Regions from separate parts of the Mus musculus genome. Here region 2 is linked to region 1. The links are chromatin loops, found by intact Hi-C in ENCODE. Cell type or tissue: left cerebral cortex. All regions are shown on one strand. Each heading gives the region's core, and the rest is flanking DNA. Links, peaks and the distances in the headings are about the cores only. Region 1 holds the start of Gm52240 (a long non-coding RNA gene). Region 2 holds the start of Septin5 (septin 5).

Region 1 (12,436 bases), core at 3,031-11,030:
GACAGACAGACAGACAGACAGAACTGAGGAAACCCAGAAAGCAGGGTCCTATATTTTTTGACCTTGAGTAAAAATCAACAGAAAAAGAAGTTCTACTGAGATCTACAGAGTTAGTAATCTGAATTAGCCTTTCTGTAAAACCTACGTAATTAAATTAAAAATATTTATATAAATATTATAGTCTGGTCTCCACCAAATCATCAAAAACAGACAAATGAGAAGCTGGACATAGTTGCACATGCCTTTAATCCCAGAACTTTGGAGGCTGAAACAAGTGAATGTCTGTGACTTTGAGGCCAACCTGGTCTATCAACATAGCTAGTTCAAGGCTAACCAGGACTATGAGGAGATCACCTTTGACATACAAATATACCAGAAAGCCACAACTCCAAAACATCACAACTGGGAATGTCCGACTTCATGATCAAAAAACAAAAGGAGATTTTGAGATAAAGGAATTGAGAAATGAAGAACTGGAAGAAAACCAAGAGTGAATGACAATGTCTTAAGAGATTGAGAAGGCAGAGGGAGAAAAGGACAGTCACAAAGGGAATGAAAAGGACTCCAGGGCACTGAGGATGGTGGCACACATACATCACCAGTCCCAGCACTTGGGAGGCTCGGGAAAAAGGAGCATGAATTTGAGGCCGGACAGGGCTATGTATCGAAGGCATGTGAGGCCATCCTGAGCTACAGGGGCCTATCTCAATAATAATAATAATAATAAATAATAATAATAATAATAATAATAATAATAATAATAATAATAATAACTGGAGCAGGGCTAGCAGTTTAGGAACAGCTTGCTCAGTGGTAGGGATTCCAACCTTGTAGTTCCCATATGACAGACACTCTTAAGCATCTTTGTGATTGGTCTCTATGCAGGGTAAGGCTGAGGTCACAGAATGGCTACCCAGATCATACCCATTACCTGGAGAGGCTATCGAGAGCCTGGATGAAGTGGTCTGTCCCTGAGCCATCCTTCTCAGGACTCTCCATTAGAGACATGGTGGCAAAGACGACATCACTGGCCAGGAATTTATGCTTGAACCCAAACTGAATGCTGAAAGTCTGTACACGCATGTCCTTCATCCTGTCCAGGGAGGAAGCGATGTGCTTATCTATCAATCTCAACTTTACACAGCTCGTATGACCAGACCAGACTAAAAGATACCCTAAGTTACTCACTGGTCCTCAAGAATGCTCTCTGTGACCATCGCTTAGAGGATGAGGGAGGCCAAACACCCACACATGCAGGCCCTGAAGCCAACTGCCCTGACCTAGGCTGCTTCAGCAATGAACACTACATAGCCACCAGGCCTAGGGTAGCGCAAAATTCTCATTTATGCTCTAATGTCAGCCTGCCAGGTAGGAGTAGGCAGGTACTGGGCTTCAGTGGCACCTGAAGACCTGGTAGGAAAGAGTATGCCTGCCTCTGGCCCCTGTGCCTTATTTCTGATTCTAGTCTATCTGTCTACATCATAGTACCAGAATTTAAAGACCCTAAACATGCCAGATGTGGTGGCACATACCTTTAATCCCAGTATTCAGGAAGCAGAGGCAGGCAGACTTTCTGTGAGTTCAAGGCCTGGTCTACAAGGTCTATATAGTGAATTCTACTATAGCCAGGATCCTTTCTCAAAAAAAACCCAAAAAAACCAAAACAAAACCCTAAACGCAAGGGTCGTTTTACTATTTTCATGAACTTACTGTGTGAATGCATGTGTCTATGTGTACATATGTCCAAGGAGGCCAGAAAAGGGTATAGGATACTCTGGAGATGGAGTTACAAGCAATTATGGGCCAGTAGACATGGAGCTGGGGGTGGGAGGGTGTCTGTCCTCTGGAAGGGCAGTATGCACTTTTCTTTTTAAATTAATTAATTAATTCTTATTTTATGTGCATTGGGGCTTTGCCTGTGTGTACATTTGTGTGAGAGTCAGAGCCCCTGGAACTGGAGCCACAGACAGTTGTGAGCTGCCATGTGGATTGAACCTGGATCCTCTAGAAGAGCAGTCAGTGCTCTTAACTGCTGAGCCATATTTCCAGCCCAAGAAAGTGCATTTTTTTTCTGGTTTTTCGAGACAGGGTTTCCCCTGTGTCCTAGAACTCACTCTGTAGCCCAGGCTGGCCTTGAACTCACAAAGATTCTTGTGCCTTTGCTTCACAGGCTGGGATTAAAGGCATGTGCCATTACTGCCCAGCAAGAAAGCACAACTGTAATCCAAAGAAAACCCAACATTTCATTCGGTTAGGTTTGACTCAGTCCCAGTGGACTGCACATCTTTGGGGCCAGCTCTTACTCTTGCATCAGTGCAGATGGATGGTTAAAGGGAAGCTCTTTTTCTAAGAAGTGTAGTCCATGCTGGGCATGGTGGATGACACCTTTCATTCCCAGCAGAGGCCAGCCTGGGCTAGACTGAGGCTCCAGGATGGCCGGGTTACACAGAAACCCTATCTGGGAAAAAAGGAAAAGGAAAACAAAAACAAAAACATAATCTAGAAAAGCATTTACCCAAATTTATTTGCAGATTCTTCAATCATTTCTCGCAGATTCCCCTTCAAGGAAACGTCCATGGACTGAAATTTCTGCTTGACTTGCTTCAGGGGAAGCCTGGAGGGAGCAAGCTGTATGAATGAGACAAGACACTGACAGCAGGGAAGAGGCCTGCTGTGGGGTCCCTGTGCATGCCCACCAGGGGTGTCTTGACAGGTGCACGCAGACCATGTGCTAGGACATGGAGGAGGGATTGTACTTTACACCCAAGTAAGTCACATCAGAGTGGGGCTGCTTTGTGCCAGCAGGGTGAAGACAGGGTAGGGGGCTACAGGCAAGGCAGTTACTTACCCCATGTCTGCAAGGAACTCCTGGAGTCGTTTCTGCCCATGCACAGACCAGAGCTTAAACCTGGCTGCTGTGTAGCTGGTGTTGTACAGGCTTTCATGGAGGGACCAGTGCTGATACAGTACCAGGCAGAGGCTAGGTCCAAGGTCAAGGAATACATGTGGTGCCCACTGCCTTCTACCTACCTGGAGCTGACAGTGGCCTACAACCCTGGGTTGGTATGGATCCACCCAGAATTATTAGTGGACATCCCTATTTGTGGGACTCTCTTTTGTTGGAGCCTGCCTGGGGCCAGTAGACCTCAGAGCTCTGACTCATGCAGGGAGCAGCTGAAGTTAAACCATTTTCTCCCTCTAACAGACCAACATGCATATATCCCCCTGAGTCTATGGTCCTATCTCAGGCCTCTCCTCCAGGATCAGATAGACTCTGCAGTCTTGCTGATGCCTTGCCACCGCTCTACTGGACACTTGGTGCTTTTTGTCCCCATCAGTGCCTCTCCTTCCCAACTTCTAGAGCCCAGGGTCTGCAGTCCACTTTGCTTCAGCTCTCAGAAGTCTGCGGCATGACTCAGACATCGTCTGTGTCCAGAAAATAGACCACAATCACACTGGTCACAGGAGGACATGGGTGGTTCTATCACCATAGTAACGAAACAGAAAGCATCTGCTGAGCAACATGCTAACAGCCACGAGTACTGCCTAAACCCCAGGGTAGTGAGCTGCAAAGATACTCATACTCGAAGGAGATCCGGGTGCAGTCTACAGAGAGCATGTTCTCCTCCGCCTCGTTTCGGTGGTTATGACGGGACACATGACGCTGCAGGATGCCAACATCAGTCACGTACTTCATTCTGGAAGAAAGCATGGTTGGCTGAACCAGCTCCCTCCCCAGCTGTTCCTGAAGGAGGGTTGAGGAAGCTTGTTCAGGTATAAAGCTACAGACCGAGTTGGGCAGGGTGCTCTCTGGCCAGGCTATGCCCCATCTTTAGGTACTGAGATACCCTTGGAAAACAGCACCCAGGGGGCTAGCCAGGTGTCTAGCCCACACAGTCAATTAGACCCTGGAACAATAATCCACATACGGAGTCCAGACTAGCACACATAATGCCAGCAAGTGCAGATGGGGTAGGCAGGTCCTGCTCCAGGTCTCAGTGGGCCACCAACTGGGATGGTAACAAGAAGGTCTACCCTGAGGCCAAGAGCAGGATATGTCCCCCATGTTACATGTACTGTCATTTCTAGATTTTATGTCACCTATATGCCTGTCCCATGCCATCTTTTTAAACAATAAATTTATTTTTTTTAAATTTGTTTGTGTTCATGTGTGGGTGGGTGCCTGGAGGTCAGAAGGTATCAGAACCCTTGTAGCTGGACTTATGGGAGGTTGTAAGCCTTTCAACACGGGTGCTGAACTAAGAACTGAACTCGAGTCCTCCATAAGAGCACAGTCGCTCTTGCTCCTAAACTAAACTATCTCACCCACACCCCCATCCATTCAGAGAAGGGTCTGAGGCCCAGCAAGGCTGGAGGCTGAATCAATGTGGCGATCCAGGCAACAGAAGTCTGACCAGAGCTTGAGTTTTGAGTTTTTAAACTTCTGACCACGCAGAGGGCCTAATACATTGTGGGGCCTTCTGCAGACGCACAAGGACTGAGGTGAAAAGTGGAAGGCAGTGAGTAGGGACCCTCCTGTGGGCTCAGGCCTGGCCTTTTCACTCTCTTACAAGTCCTACTTGATAACCACAAGACGTTGGACCGTGTCCCAGTCCCAAGCGAGACAATGAGAGACTCTGTTTGCCTGTTCAAAGCTCTGCCTCCTTCCCAGTTCACAGAGTCCACAGAAGGGGAGCCTGCCACACTCACAGAGGATCCGAGACTCTGCGCCTTGCCAACCCTCTTGTAAGTCTCTTGTTTTGTGAACAAACTCACCCCCCTGACAGGAGCCCTAGGCCTTCTTCTCTTCCCTTCCTTCCTTCCCTACCTGCATCCATCTCTCCCCTAACCTCCAGTGTGCACAGGCTACATCTTAGTACCTGTCTCTAGGCCACAGCTGCTGCTGGCTCCACCCAGGGGACTTCTCAGGCTGTAAGGAGGCCAAGCTAGGCCATAAGCAAAGGTCCTAAGGCCAAGAGCCCAGGTAAGAAGAGCCACCCTCCTCCTTCTCACTGATACTGCTTCCCATGTCCTTGTGCTGACTCAGGGGCTGCCACATGCACAGAGCACAGAGCTACCCTCAAACGGAGGCCATCACTTACTGAGTGATCTTGTCATGCACCCACTGGTCTGTCAGTCCAACAATGGCCCACCTGGAAGGAAAGCAGATGATGCGGTAAAGCTACAAGGTGCCTGGACTCGGTAAGTTATGTGTCCTGGAGCCAAGTGACTTGATGGACAGTCCAGGAGTGTCCTGTTAGCATGGCCCCAAAACTCACTGTGCCCTGCCACCAATTTGTGAATAATTATCTTGGGCTTCTTTTCTACTGTAATTTTGAAATGTTGACATTTGCGCCTTCCATCTTTAAAAAAATGGGGAAATCTTAGGGAAAGTTTTCCCTGAGATACTGGAAGAAACACAAGGTCAGTCTTCCAGCTCTAGGTCAAAGCTTGGGTGGACATAAACTATACTTAGGTCAGAGAGAAGCCACCAGTGTAAACAAGTGACCTAAAGGACTCATCACAAGTTAGACAAGAAAGCACAAGGGAATCCATCCAGTAAAGAAAGCATCCTATTAAAGGTACACTGCACACACCCAGGACCAGGCCTCCGTGATTCCTGTTAAGACCGGTCGCTATTGGATCTAGGAGGAAACCAATTTAGCTTGAATACCAAAGCAACTAATTATTTAGCACTAACCAACCTGGCTGGGAGCAGTTGTTTCCGCAAGTGGCCAGTTAGGAATAAGTACAGGCATAGCATAGGAATAAGAGCTGAGTGGGGCCAAAAGATGGGCATCTTTACACCTGGACAATGGCAGGGCAAAGTCCTAACCTGTCCGGATTCTCTGCAGCCCAATGTAATGGTGATCAGACCTGAAGGACCTTGGTGTACTGCTTGCAGAGAAAACGAGGACCACAAGGGGCCAAGGAGGCAGAGCCAAGCCAGAATTACATGGTTCTCATTTATAAAGACCAGATCCTCTTTCAAAATCAATCAAGTTGACAGTGACTGGGAGGCTCACTGGTCTGTGTGCTCAAGGCCCTGGTTACAGTCTGACAGGGAAATTGCAGAAAGGGACAATTCTGAGTTGGATTGTACCAGTGCCAGGGCTGCAAGAATGCCGACCAAGGTCGATCTCACTCAAACCTCCACTTACTGTACCTGCTGGGCATGAGGCTAAGTAAGCATCAAGAGTGCAGAGACAGGAGCTGACCTGGAGCCCCACTGTCCTCAATGACCGTCCCCCAGCCTCATACTTAACCCTTGGAAAACGAGGCTTATAAGTCATCCCAGAGAGGGGCTGCACCTAACATTCCTCATGGAAACACTGGACTGTCCATGTGACAGTGACTTTAGCTGGTGGCAGGACTCCCAAGATGCTTTAGCAGGATTTCCATGTTTGTGTGTGTATGTGCGCTACATACCACAGCATGTCATTCAGGTCCTTGGACATCATCCACGCCAGGTCAAACATCACCATGGCCGACTGCAAGGAAAACAAAAAAGCCTGAAGCCAAAAGCAACTAAGTTACAGAAGGGGCCACACAGTGGGGACAGTGGGACGGCTCCAAGCCAAGGAGCCCAGTGAAGTCCTGCAGATCAGGGTATTCAAGCTATTCAGCATGTGAGAAAAAAAGTCCCCATCAGAGTGAGGGAAAGATGACAGAGTAATTCCGCTGACCCCAAACATCAGTCTCTGCTATCTAATGTCATCTGCATCTTTGTGTTTAATCATGTAGCACATGAAGGATGGAAACAAAGTGCCACCCAGTGGGAAGCCCAGGCATAGCACTGTGCAAGGAAGGCTGCACATCTCAGGCGATGCTCAAAGCTATCATGAAAACAGGTCAGGAGGCCCTGTGGCCTGACTGTCCACCCTACATCCATATTCTTCCTGCATGGAGGCAGCCTCAGACCCAGATGAGGAAGGGCTCTGGTTCTGGTCACATGGATAGAGTGGGAGGTCTGAGTTTGGTGAGAGACTGTGAAGACAGTGGGTGTCTGACCAGCAGACTTAGCATGAGATGCGGATTTCCTCCAGGGAGAAAATTTTCAAGGGATCTGGAGAAGTCAGGTGTCATTTCTGAGAGAGTATTAGTTCCCTCTCTATCCACTGCAAGGGCTGAGCAGAGAACCAAAGGATGGTAAACCTTCAACTATAAACGAGACATAGGAAATATACTACCAAGAGTCCAAGATCTAAGGGCCAAAGCTGAAGACTAACTACAGTGTTTTTACTGAAACAAATTTGATTTGTACTGAGCTACATCACTTTTGCATTATCATAAACAATCAGACAAAAATCCTACATCAAATTAATGTGTTAAGAACCATATATCTAAGCCAAGCATGGTGGTGCACACCTTTAATCCCAGCACTCGGGAGGCGGAGGCAGAGGCAGGCAGATTTCTGAGTTCGAGGCTAGCCTGGTCTACAAAGTGAGTTCCAAGACAGCCAGGGCTACACAGAGAAGAAACACCATCTCAAAAAACCAACCCCCTCCCCCAAAAAAAGAACCATATATCTTCTACAGCTACTGAAGGCCCTAAATCCTGGCCAGTGTTAACAGAGCCAGGTGCTACTGTAATCCCATAGTTTAATCTTCTTGCACAGAGATTAATACATATTTATTTATTTGTTACTTAGAGAGTGTCACATTATGTAGCCCTGGATGGCCTTGAACTCGCTAGGTAGACCAGTCAGGCCTTAAACTCAGAGATCTTCCTGCTTTTGCCTCCCAAATGCTGGAATTAAAGGTGTGTGCCACTGTATTGGCTAGTTTTATGTCAAGTTGACACAAGCTGAAATCATCAGAGAGGAGGGAACCTCAAATAAGAAAATGCTTCCATAAGTTTAGGTTGTAAGCAAGCCTATAGGGCATTTTCTTAATTAGTGATTGATGGGGAAGGCCCCGCCCATAGTGGGTGGTGCCATCTCTGGTCTAGCAGTCCTGGGCTTTACAAGAAAGCAGGTTGAACAAACCAGGAGGAGGAAGCCAGTAAGCAGCATTCCTCCACATCCTCTGCATCAGCCCCAGCCTACAGGGTCCTGCCCTGGTTTGAGCTTTTACCCTGACTTCACTCAGAGAGGGATCATTACCTGGAAGTGGAAGCTGAAAATAAACCCTCTCCTCCCAACGATGCTTTCTTTGGTCATAGTGTTTCATCACAGCATTAGTAATCCAACCAAAACAGCCACCACACCCAGCCTAATCAGTCTTTTTAAAGATTTGCTTTATTTTATGTGTGAGCGCTTTGCCTGAATGTGTCTGTGCACCATGTATGTGCCTGGTACCTACAGGTCAGAGGAAGGGGCAGATACTCTGGACCTGAATCCATGGACGGCTATGAGCTAGGATGTAGGTGCTGGGAAACAAATCTGCCTTCTCTGAGCTGCTCTTAACGACATTTTGATGATGAACAAAAGGGTAGCTGCTACACAGCCTGAGGGGCTACCCTGACAACTGCCTCTGAAAGGAGCACCTGTGCCCTTGACCTAGGATGGGTTTACCTAACACTGCAGAAACAAGACAAAACAAGCAGCATTCAATACATCTAATTCACCCAACATTCTAGCTTAGCTGCACTGTGGAGCATGTTTGGTTTCTCTGGATCTCCTGGCTGACTAGATACTTTAGACCACTATGGTTGTGAAGCAGACAGTAGTCCAGAGAAGCTCAAATGTGAAGCACCTAGAAGCACTCTTGTCTCTCTCTCTCCGAGACAGGATGTCTCTGTTTAGCTCGGGCTATCAGGGAAGTCACTCTATAGGACAGGCTGGCCTCACGCTCAAGAGATCCTCCACCTCTGCCTTCCAGGTCCTGGGGCTAAAGTTGTGTGCCACCATGCCTGGCTTACTTTATGAATGAAATAAAGGTTAGCGTGATTCTAGAATTAAAAATAATTAGCAAGTGCTGGAGGTGGGTGGCTCAGTGGTAAGTACTTTCCTGGTATATTCGAGTTCTAGGTTTGATCCTCAGTGCTACAAAAACTGAAAGGCAAAAGGCAAGAATTTGGGTTTTGTTTTTGTTTTTAAATAAGGGGGGGAATGATTTATTTTAGATTACAATTTCAGTCACCACCAAGGCATGGGAAAGAACAGCTCATGTCAAGATGGCCAGGAAGCAGAAAGAATCCCATTACCATCTAAAATTTATCTTGGCGGGTACAACGGTGTGTAAATATATTCCCAGCTATTTAGGAGGAGGCAGGAGGATCACTTGAAGCCAGAGGCTCAGGGCTAGGCAGGGCTGTATAAAAAGTCCTCTTCTCAGAAAATCGCTTTCTACTGGGCAGGTATCACTTTTGTAATACCAAAGAAAGAAAGAAAGAAAAAAAAAGCCACGAGGCAAACCAGAGCACACTGCGAAGCATCTGTCACTCAGTTTCCAGAGGAGTAGGGGGACAGCGCAGAGGTTGCACTGCCCACCCAAAGGCACCTCTGACGAGCAACAGGATTTTCTGGCTGTGAAACCTTTGTTCTCTCTTATTGTAGGACACTGATCCCTGGAGTGAAAACTTTACAGTGTGTCAGATCTGTTCATACTTACCGATGTCCCATAATATTCATACTGCTCGTAGTCAAAGAGGATGTCTTTCCTGTAACAACACAAAATGGTATCTTTAACTGAAAGCAGCAGGACAAGAAGATAAACTTTTTGAAAAAGGCTAAAACTTTAGTTTCAACAGTTACTTTTCCACTTGTTGACTCTCTAGCAGAATGTACACATACACCTTAGGCAGGCCTGTCTCAGACTCTTGCTTCTGAGAAATTACCTCAAAGCAATGAAAAAGAAAAAAGAAGACACACTATTATATACACAAAGTTGTTAACTGTACACTTATTTGCAATGATAAAGTAAGTGAGGTAACCTATAGTTTAAAGAACAGAGAAAAAGGCTTGATAATGTGGTATACACCTGTAATCCCAGCAGTCAGGAAACTGAGACAGAACGTTTGAATAGTTGGAGGCCAGCCTGGGCTATACAGTAAGGCAAAAAAAAAAAAAAAAAAAAAAGGGGGGAGGGGAATAAATAAATAAATGAGTGAATGAATAAAAAGGCTGAGGAGATGGCTCAACTGATAAAACATGCTTACCATGCAAGTATGATGAACTGAGTTTGGATCCCCAGTGTCCATATAAAAAGCCAGATGCTGTGTGTACTGGGGTTAGGAGGGGGAGGCACAGACAGGTGATGCTCAGAGCTCAAGGCCCAGCCAGTCTCATCAAACTGATGAGCCCCATCATCAAGTGAGACCTTGCCTCCAAAGAATAAAATGGAAAGCAACCAAGAGAAACACTCAAGGCTGCCCACATGTACACACCTACACCACTCTCAAACAAAGAAATTAAAACATCCTTAAATAGAAAGGGAGCAGAAATCTTTTTCTTTTTTTTTTCCAGTGTTTTGGATTGAGCCCAGAGGGTTATATTCATATATGGAAGCATCACACTAGACCCCATTAATATGTACAGTTAATGTGTTAATAATACTGAGCTGATTAAAAAGAATGAATTTATGAAATTCCTAGCCAAATGGATGGACCTGGAGGGCATCATCCTGAGTGAGGTAACACATTCACAAAGGAACTCACACAATATGTACTCACTGATAAGTGGATATTAGCCCAAAACCTAAGATACCCAAGATATAAGATACAATTTCCTAAACACATGAAACTCAAGAAAAATGAAGACTGAAGTGTGAACACTATGCCCCTCCTTAGAAGTGGGAACAAAACACCCTTGGAAGGAGTTACAGAGACAAAGTTTGGAGCTGAGATAAAAGGATGGACCATGTAGACACTAGCATATCCGGGGATCCATCCCATAATCAGCTTCCAAATGCTGACACCATTGCATACACTAGCAAGATTATGCTGAAAGGACCCTGATATAGCTGTCTCTTGTCAGAGTATGCCTGGGCCTAGCAAACATAGAAGTGGATGCTCACAGTCGGCTATTGGATGGATCACATGGCCCCCAATGAAGGAGCTAGAGAAAGTACCAAAGAAGCTAAAGGGATCTGCAACCCTATAGGTGGAACAACATTATGAACTAACCAGTACCCCGGAGCTCTTGACTCTAGCTGCATATGCATCAAAAGATGGCCTAGTCGGCCATCACTCGAAAGAGAGGCCCATTGGACACGCAAACTTTATATGCCCCAGTACAGGGGAACGCCAGGGCCATAAAAGGGGAGTGGGTGGGTAGGGGAGAGGGGGTGGGTGGCTATGGGGGACTTTTGGTATAGCATTGCAAATGTAAATGAGCGAAATACCTAATAAAAAATGGAAAAAAAAAAAAGAAATATTAAGGAAAAGTAAAAAAAAAATAATAATAATACTGAGCTGTTTCTGTGTTGGTTTTTGTAAAAATTTTTTAAACCTTTATTTATTTAAATGAGTATGAACGTGTACCTGTGAGTACCTAGGAGTTAGGGATGCTTGTGAGCTACCACATGGATGCTGAGAATCAAACCCAAGTCCTCTGCAAGAGCAACAAGTATTCTTAACCACCAAGCCATCTCTCCAGCCCCTGCTTTTGATTTCTGAGTTAGGTAGGGTATGATTAGGTGGCCTCAGCTGGCCTGGGATTTGGCAGAGAACCACCTTCCTTGGCCTTTCAAGAGCTGCGATTAAATGTGTGACACCACACCTGGCTTTAAACATAAGAAGTTTTTAAAAGACTGTTCAGAAGTATAAAACTCTGTGACCTGAGGATGGGCTCAGGACCACATAAACTGGGTGTGGTAGCGCACACCTACAATCTACAATCCCAGTAGAAGCAGGAGGAACAAAAGCCCAAGGTCATCCTCGGCTACACAGCAAGTTTGAGGACAGCTTGGGCTACACAAGACCTTTGTCACAAAAGCCAACAAATGAAAACCAAAAGTGAATTCAGAAATATAAAAAGTGATTACAGCCAGACCTAGTGGCACCCTCTTGGGCTCTCAGCGGGGGAAGCTGCAGGAGCAACATAAGCCAGGGACACACGCTGAGACCTGTGCCAACTAGTTTTCAGGAGAAAAATGTAAAATTGCCAGGCGTGGCGGCACACGCCTTTAATCCCAGCACTTGGGAGGCAGAGGCAGGCAGATTTCTGAGTTCGAGGCCAGCCTGGTCTACAAAGTGAATTCCAATACAGCCAGGGCTAAACAGAGAAACCCTGTCTTGAAAACCCAAAAAAAAAAAAAAAAAAAAAAAAAGAAAAATGTAAAATTAGATGTGTAGTTTGATAATGTAAAATATGCACAAATATAGATAATTCAGAGAGAAATTCAGGATATTTCAGAAACAAATTAAAAAAGAAACGTAAACTCAGAACTGCTTGTTCTCACTTATCTATTTTTACATGTCTAGAAATGGCCTGAAATTGTCTTTTTATAGGGGGTGTAGTCTTCTTTCTCATGGTGGGCACAACCTTTATCTG
Region 2 (12,436 bases), core at 2,756-10,755, 170 kb before region 1:
CAAAGAGCTGGATTAGACTGGGGCTGAGACAGTCTGGCCCACGGGGCTCCACCTAGAAGTTTGGCCACTCACCGGCCACCATGAGCGTGAAGTCGAAACCTTTCTTGACGGACTTGCGGTGCACCTGGTTGGGCAGTGTGGCGAAGCCAACGTACTGCTTGTCGATGTCCTGAGGGCAGGGGTGGTTGGGGGGCAGGTCAGTGGCATATCCTTATCTCCCGGTGGAAGCCCAAGGCCCTATCTCTTATGTTGCTCAGACGAGCAGAAAGCACAGCCCCTAGCAAGGGTCATTTTGTCAACAAAAATGGAGTGAGGACTCTGTAAGCAGAGGCTGGAAGGAGGAAGGTATGTGAGGGGGTAGCAGGAAAAGGCACCCCACTCCAGCTTCAGCAGAACCCCAAGACTGGGGGGTGGGGAATGAGGAATGTCAGCCCCACAGGAGCATCCTCTGAGGTGGGTGGTGGGACCCACTGAGACCCCTCAGACACATCCAAGGACCTCTATGGGTGGAAATAGCCAGACCTCAGCACAAATTCATCCCCGGAGTATCCAAAGGTGGGTGGCTTGTCTGGCCCAGATCCAAGCTTGGGGGTGGTGGTTCCTGAAGCAGCATCGGAGCGAGGGCTATTTATAGACTGCGGTACCGAGCCTCCCCCGCCAAAGGTCTGTGTTGCCTGCACCTATCCCCAGTGGACATCTGCCCTGGGAGCCCCCCGCCACCTTCTGTGGTAGCCGGAGGGTCTTGGCCAAGCAAGACTGAATACATGACCCAGATTCCACCCTCTCTCTACACACACAGACACACACACACACACCTTCAGTCGCCTCTGGGCCTGGGTGCGCGGCGACAGCAGCTGCTCCACCAGGCGGTCCTGGGGTGCTGCCAGTGAGTCCATCGTGGTGACCCCGCGGGCCCTGACGGCCTCGTTCAGACCCTACACCAGGGTCAGGCCTGTCGGGGCCAGCGATCTCGAGCGATTTGCGCTGGGTAAATCTGCTCTTAAGCCCTCTTCTGCCTCGGGTTTTGAAGACGCGAAAACTGAGCCCCGGAGAGGGAGCGTCGCCCACCTGGTAGGCCGCTGACCTCAGAAGTCCTGCGAGCCATTCCCTTGCCTCTGCGCGGGGGGCGCGGGCTGTGGCCGCGTCGAGGCTCAGCAGCGGCTCCAGTGCGAGCACGAGGCGGGGCTTCGCGGGCCCACGGCAGCGGCGGAGGGGACCGCCCCGCCCGCCGTCGCCGGGAAACGGTCGCCTGGAAATTGGGCCGCAGGCGGAGCCTCGAGAAAACGGCTGCGATGGGCAGGGCCCGACCGAGGCGCTCGGGCGGGGGCGCCGCGTGGAGCCGGAGCGCAGCCGTGGCACCCGAGGCCGCGTCCGGACCGTCCGTAGGCGGGCGGCGAGGTGTCTGCGGTCGTGGAACTCTGCCTCTGGGACGTCGCGCCGCTGCCGCCCACAAGAGGGCGCTGCGGAACGCTCCGGACTCACATGCAACCGCGGGGGAAGCGGCCCCAGCCAACACCTTCCTCTCCTTGCTCTTCACCCGAAAACCCTGAACCATGCATGCCTCGGCAACCAAACTACCCACAGACACACCCCTCCCCACTCCTTGAGGCTCACTCCTTCCTACCCGCCCCCTGCGTTTGTGCACATGCGGGTGATTGGGGGAAATTCTTTCCCGCGTGGCATCTTCATATGCACTGAGGACAGAGCGCATCTCCCCTACTAAGCCCTGCTGTGGGTGAGGGGAACAGGTCTTTAATCTCAGCACTTGAGAGGCAGAGGCAGGCGGATGTCTCTGAGTTTTGGGCCAGCCTGGTCTACATAGCGAAGTCCAGGACAGTCAGGACTACATAGACTCTATCTCAAAAAAACAAATTAAGGGTGCCTGGGATGCAGTGGCCAGAGTTCAGATGGCCGGCTTCCTTCAGAGCTTGGAAGCTTTAGCTAGCCCTCAGCTAGGCAAAACTTCTGCCCACAACATGCCAACACTTTAGGTACCAGATGTTCCAGGAATTGGGAAGCCATTGGCTGTGAGCCACCAAACTTTTCCTCAGTCCTCATTTCTAACCCCACCAGAATCAGAGCTCCAGCCCCAGGCTGCAAGAAACTAGACAAGCCACTGTCCAGAGTGGGCAAAGGACCAGGAGACCTCCCTCCTCTATGCAGGTACCACCCCTCCTCCATGAAGCCTCACCGTCTTAGCTTCCTGGAGGGGCCTCCACCCTGGGTCTTGCTATGGGCACCCCCGGGGTGACTAGCACCTGGGGAGGAGCCTGAGCCCACAGCTGCAACAGGAGAGCCATTCATCCCAGGGCTGAAAAGAAGCCTCCCAGTTCTGGCTCCCAGAAAGTGGCTACTGGTTCCTGTCTGACCTACATGAAGCATTTAGACTGAGTCCTATCCCTCACCCCCTCACCCCCCACTCCACCCCAATCACCGCAAACACAGCTCTCAGCCCAGCATCACCTAGGCAGGTTGCTATCTCCGACCTAGGGCGGGCATCTCTGGAAGAGCACACAGATGCCCTTGGCTGAACCATACCCTGATGCTGAACAGACCTAGTAGGTCTTAGACTGACTGCCTTTCAACTTGTTCATTGGGAATGTACATGCTTAGGGGACATCCCAGCCAAACAGCCTGTCTAAGTATCACCCAAGCAGGCCATCATAGCCTGTGTATTCCCTGGAGAAGCCCTAGGGGAGGAGCCTTGCACCCCCTTTTTCTAGTCCCAGAGGCTCAACAAATATTCCTCAGGGATATGAAGCCATACACAGCAAAACACACCTCTTCGTGAGAAGGAGCCTGTTGAGGCTTCCCATTCTTAGAATTATGACTAGGCTCTGAAGCGGCAGGCACAACCAACAAAGTCCTCATCACTGCCTGAGAAGAGATATGGGTGCAAAGGGCAGACAGACACCTCCTTCTACCCAGACTGCTGCTCTACCCCCTCCCCCAGTTAGAGTCAGAAAGAGGCCTGGTTAAGCCCGGCCCTGTGCAGCCATATTGGGAACCAAGGTATTCCACACTGTTCCCCCAGGCCCACAAGGTCCCAGCTCGGACACCAGAGCTCCAGCACTGTTCTGGGGCTCACTCCATCTGCCTTCACCCAGCGCTCTCTTCCTTCAGGCCTGGGGATAGGGAGTGGCATAAGGCTGGCTCCTAGCTAACCAGAGGATGGGCAGATGCAGGCCTGAAGGACTCATACTCCATCAGGAAGGGGGAGGGGTCTCCATCCTAGCAGCAACAGACAGGAGAACATGGATGGTGCTAAGCAGCAAGTACCCCAGCCAGGTGACTTGGAAGACCTTCCAGAGGCCCAGGAGAAGCCTAGGTCCTTGCCTTCCTAGCCTCTGGCCCCCCTCTCCCTTACACAATAGCATGTGTCCCCATCGGGCTTTGTCTGGCTTACTGGGATGGGGAGGCAGTTCTCCTGGGGGAGCCCCTCCCAGTGAGTCTCATCAGCCTTGGGCGGGGCATGTCCCTGCCAGGAGACTGTGACTCTCCGGCTCACCCCATCTGCCAGCTGCTTTTGCTCTGTCTGATGATGTACTCTGGTCTAGTACTCTGGAGTCCAATGCTAGGCGAGAACACCCATCCCCAGCAAGGCTTGCTGAAGCCTTCTGGTGTCAGAATTGGGCCTCCCCCACCCCATCTTCAAACAGGGCCTAGCTCAAGCCACAGAGGACATCCCTTTGGTCACCCACTTCCACAGCACTCTGGTTTCACAACCCTCAGCTCCTTTGGATTTTCACAGGTTACCCGGTAGGCTGGTACTTTCCCTGGGGTGGGGAAATCAGGCTAGCCCCCCTCTGGAAGGCCACAGCCTGGCTGTACTCAAGGTTTGGAGGGCTAGTGCTAGGATGACTCAGATGGGGAGCCTTGCAAGTTCCAGGTCTTGGAAGATGCTCTGCCAAAGACTAGTGAGCATAAATTTAGGCACAGAAGAGAGACACCCAAAGGTGCATGGGCATGAAGCAGAGGCCCCATGGTATTGCTCAGGAGACTGGTGGGCCCCCCCCCCCATTCCTGGCCTGTCATAACTACAGCCTCACCCAGGACCCCCAGCACGAGGCCTTCCGGTCAGGTTAAAAAGGGGATGCTGGCCCTGGACTAGAGGAGAGAGGCCCTTATCCCAGCCTCCCTTTCTGGGGAGGTGCCTAGGCCGCTGCTATACAGGTCAGGGAACCAAGCGCAGTGCCTACACTTCCCCTCCGTAGCCCCAGGAGCAGCGGCGCTGCCCCTACAGACAATCGATTAACGCCAAAGGACTGGGTGACGGCCGGCGGGGGCGGGGTCACGCCTGGGCGCCACCAGCATCGGTGCCACAATGGGTGACAGCCGGTCCGATCTCACCACCGGCCGAGCGGCGCAACGCCAGTACCTGTTTGTCCTCTGCATGGTCCGGGTCGTGATCCGGGTCCGGGCGGGTCCGGGAGGGTCCGGGCCGGCGGGCAGGGGAGAGACGGAGACAGACGGTGAGAGGCGGGCGGGCGGCGGGGACAAAGGAGCGCGGGCACGCGGACAGGCTCTGGGCTCACCTGGGGTCGCCAGCTTGCTTTTGTACCGCAGTCCTGTGCTCATGGTGGCCGCCGGCGGGGGACGTGTGGCGGCGGGCGCGCGGGCGGGGCGCGGCGACCAGCGGTGGAGGCCGAGGCCGGCTGAGGGGTGACCCGCCCCTCCGCGCCGCCACCACCCGCCCCGCCCGCGCGCCCGCCAGCCAATCGGCGCCCGCCGCGCCCACGCGCGACCCGGAGAGGCCGGTGGGGGCGGGGACTGAGGCGTCCCGCTGTGGTTCCCCCCAGGCCTTTGGTTCTCCCGGCCGCGCGAGTGCAGCCGGGCTATTCCCACGGCTTCGTCCGGAACGCCCCCTCCCCTTCCTGTCATCTAGCCCAGGCCTAGACTCTGTTCTCCCTTGGCTGTCGCTGGAAGCCGGTTGGTTCCTGGGCCTCTGACCTTCCATCGAGTGGCCATTCTATAAAGCATGTCCCAGGACTGTGCTTCATGCAGCCGATGAATGAGTTCAGGTGATATAAAGACCCCTTTTTCACCCCATCAAGAAGCATTTGGAAGGGGCAGACCTGGAGCCCTACCCTTGGTACATTGAGCACAAGTCCAGAACCCGAGCTCTCCTGCAGTCTGCTGGGTGCTAGGCATTCTACACTGGACACACACAAACGCCTGGGCAAGATGGAAAGCACACGGCAGGCAGGGTGTGGTTGTAAGATGGGAGTACTTGAGGTGTATGGCTAGAAGGACACAATCCGAAGGCCACCTTAGCCCTCCTTGCTCCAGCTCTGGTCCCGGTTTTCTGTGATCTGTGCTCTCCCCAGCTACCCCCCTGGAGAGGGGTTGAAGGGGGCTGAGGGACACATAAAGACAAGTCCATGCTCAGAGCCACATTTATGCATGAAGATGCTGTGACTCTGAATCTTCAAAAAGTTGATAGGACTAAGTGACCCACGGTGTGAATAACTTCTGTGTTACTGTCACATCCCAGGTGGTGGCTTAAACCTCACCAGAGAGTCTGTGACCAGGGTAGGGATGTTCCATTGTCCAAATCTTTCTTCTACAGCCTAAGGATCAGATGGGGCATATGACACACTGTGGTGCATCTTTGGGATCTAGAGAGGGCACTCACACGTGATCAAGTGCTAATCATTTTGTGTATAAAACAATGTAGAAGTAAAAGTGTCTACACATCTCTTAGGTTTGGCTTCACCAGTGACTTTTTTCATGGCGTTCTTGGGGGAATTTGGAACTCTGTTAGAGGAATATGTGCAGTCTGAGGCAGGGACAGAAACACAATGTCAGGACTTCTGAGCTTGCCAGTTCTGAGTCTGGAGAAACCCACGAAGGAAAGCTAGGACATTAAGCCTGAGCTGACTGTTACTGTCACTCCAACGGCAGAAACAAAGTGGGGGGAAAAGGAAGTATCTTCCCTGGGGCACTGATGGGAGGGACACTCCTGGTCTCCTCTAGTTAGGGGGTTGTGCTTGGCTGCCTTGGCCCGGAGGGAAGTGTAGGAGAGGGGAAAGAAGCTTGTGTATAGAAGAGGAATAAATTATAAAACAATTCTGATGAGCCCTCGACTTGGGTAAAACGGCTGTGGAGACGTGCAGCTGGTCAGATGCTCAGTGGGAGGTGAATGGGCGGGTGTCACCGAGGCCTGAGAGATAGACTTTGAAGGGTGCAGTTAGGGGCAACCTGGCTTGGTACCACATGTGAAAACATCTGTGGGGAGCTTGAGTTGTTCAGTCCTATGGGAGAGCTGGGATCTGCTCCCTTGTCCTGGGACTCTAGTCACCTATGACTGTGAGTCCTGGGGTGGCTTCAAGTCGCTCACAGAGGAAAGAGGTTGCCATGCTGTACTGAGGAGTAATAATAATTGTGACTCAACAGACACTGTATGCACAGGGGACATTGCTGAGGTCAGGAAAATGGGCCATGAAGGCATTATCAGATTTGCAGGACCCGTCCCCAGGTCTGCCTTGTGTACAGTGTGAGTGTCACAAAGGTCATAGACTCTGGCCGGAATAGCCAGGGGCTGAGGTCTAAACAAAACTCCTGTATGGCTTTTGCCCATGGGAAAGCACAGACAGCAGTCTCTGATGGGCTCTCTCAAGGGTCAGAGAGGCAGCAGGAGTGGCAGGGTGGGGACTTGCACACCTGCGTTTACCTGTTGAAGACGTTATGGCTTCCAGCGGCACTTGCTTTGCTTTTCTGTCCTAGAGCTGGCTGTAGTACAAAGAGAAGTAAACAGAAGACTTCTGCGTGGGGGAAATGCTACTTTTTTTTTTTAATTCATAAGGAAAAGAAGTTAATGAGTGAAAAAAATAAGCTATGTCAAGAAAAATCTGTTCAAGCAACTGGGGCTACAAATAGCTCACTTTTCAGAAAAAAAAAAAAAAAAAAAAAACAACCAACCCAAACCCTTCTCTTTTTGTTAAATCATGCTGTGTCTCCCCTCAGCACAGACGGCAGGGGGAGCTGACTTTTCCCTGGCACCGTAATGCCAGTTGGGTAAGCAGAGCACTCTTTGGGAGATAGCATTGGTGCAAACCATAGTGACTAGACACGGTGAGGCAGTTAATGAAGATGCTGAGGTTTAGAGGTGGGGAAGTTTGTTCTGGGTGACAGAGAGATGGGAGCAACTGGGGCCAATGGTAAGAAAATTCTAGAATGTTTACTGTTACTGCCGTTCACTTCGGAGGTTGAGGGCTAAGGTCAAACTGTGTGCAGCAGGTGAGACCTCCCTTTGCAAAACCTTCTACAGCTCCCCCACCCCATAACTACCTCAGAACAGGCCTGGCTCAAGCTGTAATGCCCAGGTTTTGTGCCTAAGCACAGGACAGCAAGTGCAGCTTAGAATGAGCTGGGGACCCGCATGAGATTAAAACCAGGCCTATGGAGTCCAGCCCCATTTCTGAGACGGATAGGACATGGCCCCAGCCCAGCTAGGGGCTTGGCCTACTCACACAGCCCACTACAGCCTGAACTCATGCTCCTTCTGTCCCCTCTCCCTTCATCCTCCAGTGGAGCTCAGTCTCCTTCCTGACCCTTCCTTTGTCTTTCTGTGGGGAGGTTCTCACACTGCCCTTGCTGCCCTCACTGAGCCAGAAAACATACACCCATCTTCTTGCACTTGGGAGCTTTGTACCAGGAAGTGCTCCCTTCAGCTTCCTGCCAGTGTGCTGTAGGAGCTGCACTGCTCCTAAGTGTGGTGCTGTCTCCACAGAGCCACACTTCTGTCCCCAGCCCCTTCTGCCGGGTCAGAAGCTGTGATACACACTTCTGCAGAATCAGACAGTAGGCTCACAGTGATCAGTGCAGACCAGCGCCCAGGAAAGCCTTGTCTCCTGCTAGACCCAGCATCATGGCAGGTGGAGTGGGGGTGGGAAAAACCAGCCAAGAGGGTCAGAGTAAAGGAGGCTGCAGACTGCAGGCTCCGATGTCCAGACTTCCCCGCCTCTGCAGTGGGCATATCATCTTGCAAGGGGGATCTATGTGGATTTGAGGCTCAGGGGTGTCCTCCCTGCTCCTAAAGACATTGGTTGTCTCAAAACACAGGGCAAATGTGAGAACATTAAAGTGTACTTAGAGAATGCTTTCCTTGATTTTCTTGCTAGATGAATGTAAGGGGACCACACAGCAGACCTAGTCACCAAAGACAGACGTTAGAAGGGCACAGAATTCCAGCAGCTGCCCCTGCCAAGAGGGTGTGGCTGACTCTGCTTAAAGCTCTCTGTGTGCACTGCAAGGCTCCAGGGAGGCTGAGTCCTGGTCCACACTGAGCAGCTGGAGGAGTGCTACAAAGGGTGCCTATGCCTTGAGAGAGGGAGCCAGCCTGGGACCCAGAGCAGCCTGGGTCTTTGAGAAGGTGGAGGGAGCCTCCAAGACATTTGGCAAGCTGGAGAGTCCCCTGTGATCCTCTGGGGTGGTGTCTTGGGACCTTTGAGAGTGAGAATTGTCGCAGGCATGGCTGCTTGTGACCGAGCTCTCCAGGAGACTGACCCTGTACCAGGTGCATGCACAGGGCTGGGTACCACCCTGCGGCAGTACCCCACACTTCTGAGGTTGTCTGACCTCATTGAACTTCTAGAGCTTTATGGAAAGCCAGAGATAAAAGAAAAAGATGAGTGAGTTAGGAGATGGTGCCAGCGTCAAGCAGCTCCCAGAAGCACAGAGGCATTTAAAAAATCTCGTATTGACTGTAAAGATGGCTCAGCGCTTCAGAGAATCCAAGTTTCCAGCACCACTCTGGGCAGCTTACAACTGCCTATAACTCCAGTTTCAGTGATTCAATCCCCTCTGCTGCCCACTGCAGGCACCTTCAGGAACATGGTATACATCTATGCATCTAGGCACACACACACACATGTGGGAAGCCACATGTGCCGTTGCAGAGTGGCACTGACTACTGCTGGCCACCACGCACAAGTTTGGACAAACAACCAATGTGTACATATGCAGTAAAGTTTTTTGCAAAGACACCGCCTGGCTCGGGCATGATAATGAGGCTTTGAGAGTATAACCAATCATATGTGAGACATGCAAATGAGGTATGATAATGAGGCTCTGTGAGGTACAGAGAGCGAGAGTAGCCAATCAGATGAGGAACATGCAAATGAGGCGTAGTGTATAACCAATCCAGGTGTGAGACACACCTCTCCTAGGCCTATATAAGCAGCACCAGTTCTGAGCTCGGGGTCTTTTCGCCTCTGCTATCAAGCTCTCCCAATAAACGTGTGCAGAAGGATCCTGTTGCAGCGTCGTTCTTGCTGGTCGAGTCCGGCGCGCGCAAGACACACACCACACACACACACGCACACACACACACACACACACACACATCAAAGTAAACATAAGTCTTTCCAAGTAAACGTCACAAGAATATGTGGTTTGGAAAGGTGAGGTGGTACAGAGGCCAGAGCAGCAGCGACATTGGCCCTGAGCCACCCAGTGTGCGCAGATAAGGGTCTACTCTCTGCCGCTGCCTCTCCTCTTGGCATGGAACCTCCTGGTGCTCTCCAGATCCTCACTGCATCCCACCTTCTAGACTTAACCTGCAGGTGTTAGGCCACCAGCAGACCTGAAAATCTTTCTGGAATAAACAGGGCAAAAAGCAGGGCTGTGTGTGGCCGCCACACATGAGTCACAAGGACCAGCTGCTACCTTCTGCAGTAGGCACAAGTTCTAACCCAACACTCCACCCAGGCACTGGCTGAGGGTCTGGCACTGCTCAGGGCCTGTGTGGCAGTGGGGACAGAGCCTGTAGAACAGCACAGGAAAGCACCCACCAGGGCCTCCACGGCAGGTATCCACTGTTTGAGTCTTAAAGTTTCAGATGACTGGCCATGTCCTGGTAAGGATATTACCTGGGAGGTCTCAGCTCAATCAACCATTGTCTGTGTCTTGCTTTAGGCTGACACTGCTCAGGGACACCTTGGATCATGGGAGTCAGTCTTAGGCAGACAAAGGGACGCTGAGCAGATGCCACCAGCTGTGCAGCTGGCCTGTATGGAGACCCCCTGTTCATGCTTTAAGGGTACAACGTGATCTCTGCTCAGTACCTATTTATTTCTGTTGAGTATTTGTTGTGTGTCTGACAGGGCAGAGCCATGTACCATTGAGTGGGAGAGATACACTGTGTGGCAGGACACCGCTTGACTGGTAGAAAATGGTGAGGTGGACGTAAAGTTGGTGGCTAACCAGAGCCAGCCCTCATGTGTGCCTGCCACCCAGCCCATGCCCTAGATGGAAGTTGCTACCTGTCACCTTCCTTATTCCAAAAGCTGTCTTTTAGAGGTCTCCATGTAAACTTGGTGGAGTGGTGCATGCTTTTAATCCCAGCACCTGGGAGGAGGCAGAGGCAGAAACAGGCAGATCTGTGAGTTAGGGAGGCTAGAAAGGGAGGGAGGGAGGGAGGGAGGAAGGAAGGAAGGAAGGAAGGAAGGAAGGAAGGAAGGAAGGGAAGAAGGAAGAGAGGAAGGAAGGGAGAAAGAAAGGAAACTTAGTTCCTAGAGTGGTAGTATGGAAGGTGGTGGTATGCCCTTGGCCCTTTACGAGGTCAAGCCTGGCGGCTCACTGCATGCACTGTTTTCAGAAGAGATGACTGTTATCCTCATGGGCCCCGTATTTCTCAGCTGAGGGCTTTTATGGAACCAGAGTCTGACTACACTAAAGTCTCTTTTTGTCCTTCCTATGCAAGATGTGGTCACTCAATTCTGCACGCACACACACACACAGAAACACACATACACACACACACATGTTTGTGTGCACACTTTTGTCATGTGACATGCCATAACAGAGCTGTCAACAGGTCTGCAAGGTTGTGGACAACATGCCCTTAAGTCCTGGAACCTGTAAACTAAACAAACCTCTCTTAAAATTTATTTTTAAGCTGGGCAATGGTGGCACATGCCTTTAATCCCAGCACTTGGGAGGCAGATGCAGGTGGATTTCTGAGTTCGAGGCCAGCCTGGTTTACAGAGTGAATTCCAGTATAGCCAGGGCTACACAGAGAAACCCCGTCTCCAAAAACAAAACACATTATTTTTTAAAATCTATTATTATTATTAGTGGAGGGGACATGTGTAGTGGTCAGAGCACAGCTTTGTGGAGTCATTTCTCTCCTTCCACACTTGGGTGGGTCCTGGGAATTGAACTTAGGTCATCAGGCTTGTGTGACAGATGCATTTCCCCAACACCATCTTGCCAGCCCAGCCACTTTGTTTCATCAGTAGCCTGCCCCAGGTGCTTTGTTATAGAAATGCAAGCTCACTGACAGACACTGTGCTGAGAAAACAAGTGCCTGCCTTCCCTCTGCTCCACATCACAGTCCACACCGGTGGCCCTAATTCGTGCCGACTCCATCAACAAGCAGGCAGTCAGCTCTGCAGTAACCCATGGCTGAGTTCAGTTTCAACTTGGGAAAGAGTCTCAGATTCCGCAGGATCCAAGTGCTCAGCAGACTTCCGACCTGCTAGCCAGAACTGAGGGTTCTGTAGCCCCCTCCTTAGGATTGGTTCATCTGCTTGAGGGAGAATTGAATTTGTTTGAGGGAACACAGAACCCAGGAAACACTTATATTTTAAAGTCCATGACAAAGGTTACAGATGATGGGCTCTGGGGAGGTGTGGGAGGAGGGAGTGCTGGTCAGTTCCATCCTGGCCCTGCCCTCAGGTGCCCCAGTGTGCAGTGATTTGGACACTCCTTTTGTTGTTTTGTAGGGAGTTCATTGCATGTCTAATGCTAAAATAGCCTGGGGTGGGGAGACTCAGCAGGGCCTGTCTACTGGGCATTCTGTAGTAACTCCTTCCTGAAGGTGTGAGGCAGGACCCTCTGGGGCGAGGAGAGTTGGTAAGAACTCCCTGAGGGAGGAAATTATGGGTTCTACGGCCAGCAATGGGGAGGGAGAGAGGAGCGAGAACTGTGGAGGAAAACCAAGACACAGACAGCAAGTCAGTGACCACCCCACACACTGTCACCTTAAGAGCAAGATCCCCAAATATGCATGCTTGCTCTCTCTCTCTCTCTCTCTCTCTCTCTCTCTCTCTCTCTCTCTTTCCTTTTCTTTTTTCTTCCATTTATTTTTTGAGATAGTGTCTCACTGTGTAGTCCTGGCTGGCCTGAAACTCTATGTTGACCTTGAACTCACTGAGATCCACTTGACCATGCCTGTCACCTGCTGGGATTAAAGGAGTATAGCACAGTGCTTGCCTCCCAACATGAACATTCTGAGAGACATTCAGACCAGAGTGCTCTCTGGAGCAGGACACACCTTGATTATCACAGCAGAAACAGGGCAGAAGCTCACTCTTCACGATTTAGAGGGAAGCAATTAATTATCTACCTATTCCTTGGTGGCAATCACATCAGCATCCTTGGTGTGGGCAAGAGTCTAAGTTCTTTACAGATACATGGAAGTTCCTGACTC

What was found. Hi-C counts contacts between places; a loop is a spot of excess contacts. Peaks named below come from ENCODE experiments on the same cell type or tissue, not always from the same donor. Only the 100,000 strongest peaks of a DNase experiment are listed, where the experiment ranks them.
Region 2: it touches region 1 in a loop (5-fold over the local background); 14 of 42 quality-filtered maps call a loop at or near these places.

What each region holds. Positions count from the first base shown.
Region 1 is chr16:18,792,247-18,804,682 of GRCm38, forward strand. It overlaps Cdc45 (cell division cycle 45), which reads right to left. Exons shown (of 19, transcript NM_001358206.1): 7 at 9,555-9,603; 8 at 6,430-6,491; 9 at 5,103-5,153; 10 at 3,579-3,698; 11 at 2,849-2,980; 12 at 2,516-2,614; 13 at 932-1,093. It overlaps Gm52240 (a long non-coding RNA gene), which reads left to right and starts at 3,696. Exons shown (of 3, transcript XR_003951899.1): 1 at 3,696-3,774; 2 at 4,673-4,746; 3 at 5,048-5,382. In left cerebral cortex, for the core only: a CTCF peak has its summit at 6,779; DNase peaks (open chromatin) are centred at 3,177, 3,508 and 6,779.
Region 2 is chr16:18,625,273-18,637,708 of GRCm38, forward strand. Septin5 (septin 5) reads right to left here and starts at 4,666. Exons shown (of 12, transcript NM_213614.2): 1 at 4,536-4,666; 2 at 4,379-4,389; 3 at 73-169. The coding sequence starts at 4,578. In left cerebral cortex, for the core only: CTCF peaks have their summits at 6,975 (motif pointing right) and 8,799; DNase peaks (open chromatin) are centred at 3,225, 3,559, 3,821, 4,323 and 2 more places; H3K4me3 peaks cover 2,403 bases; H3K27ac peaks cover 2,496 bases.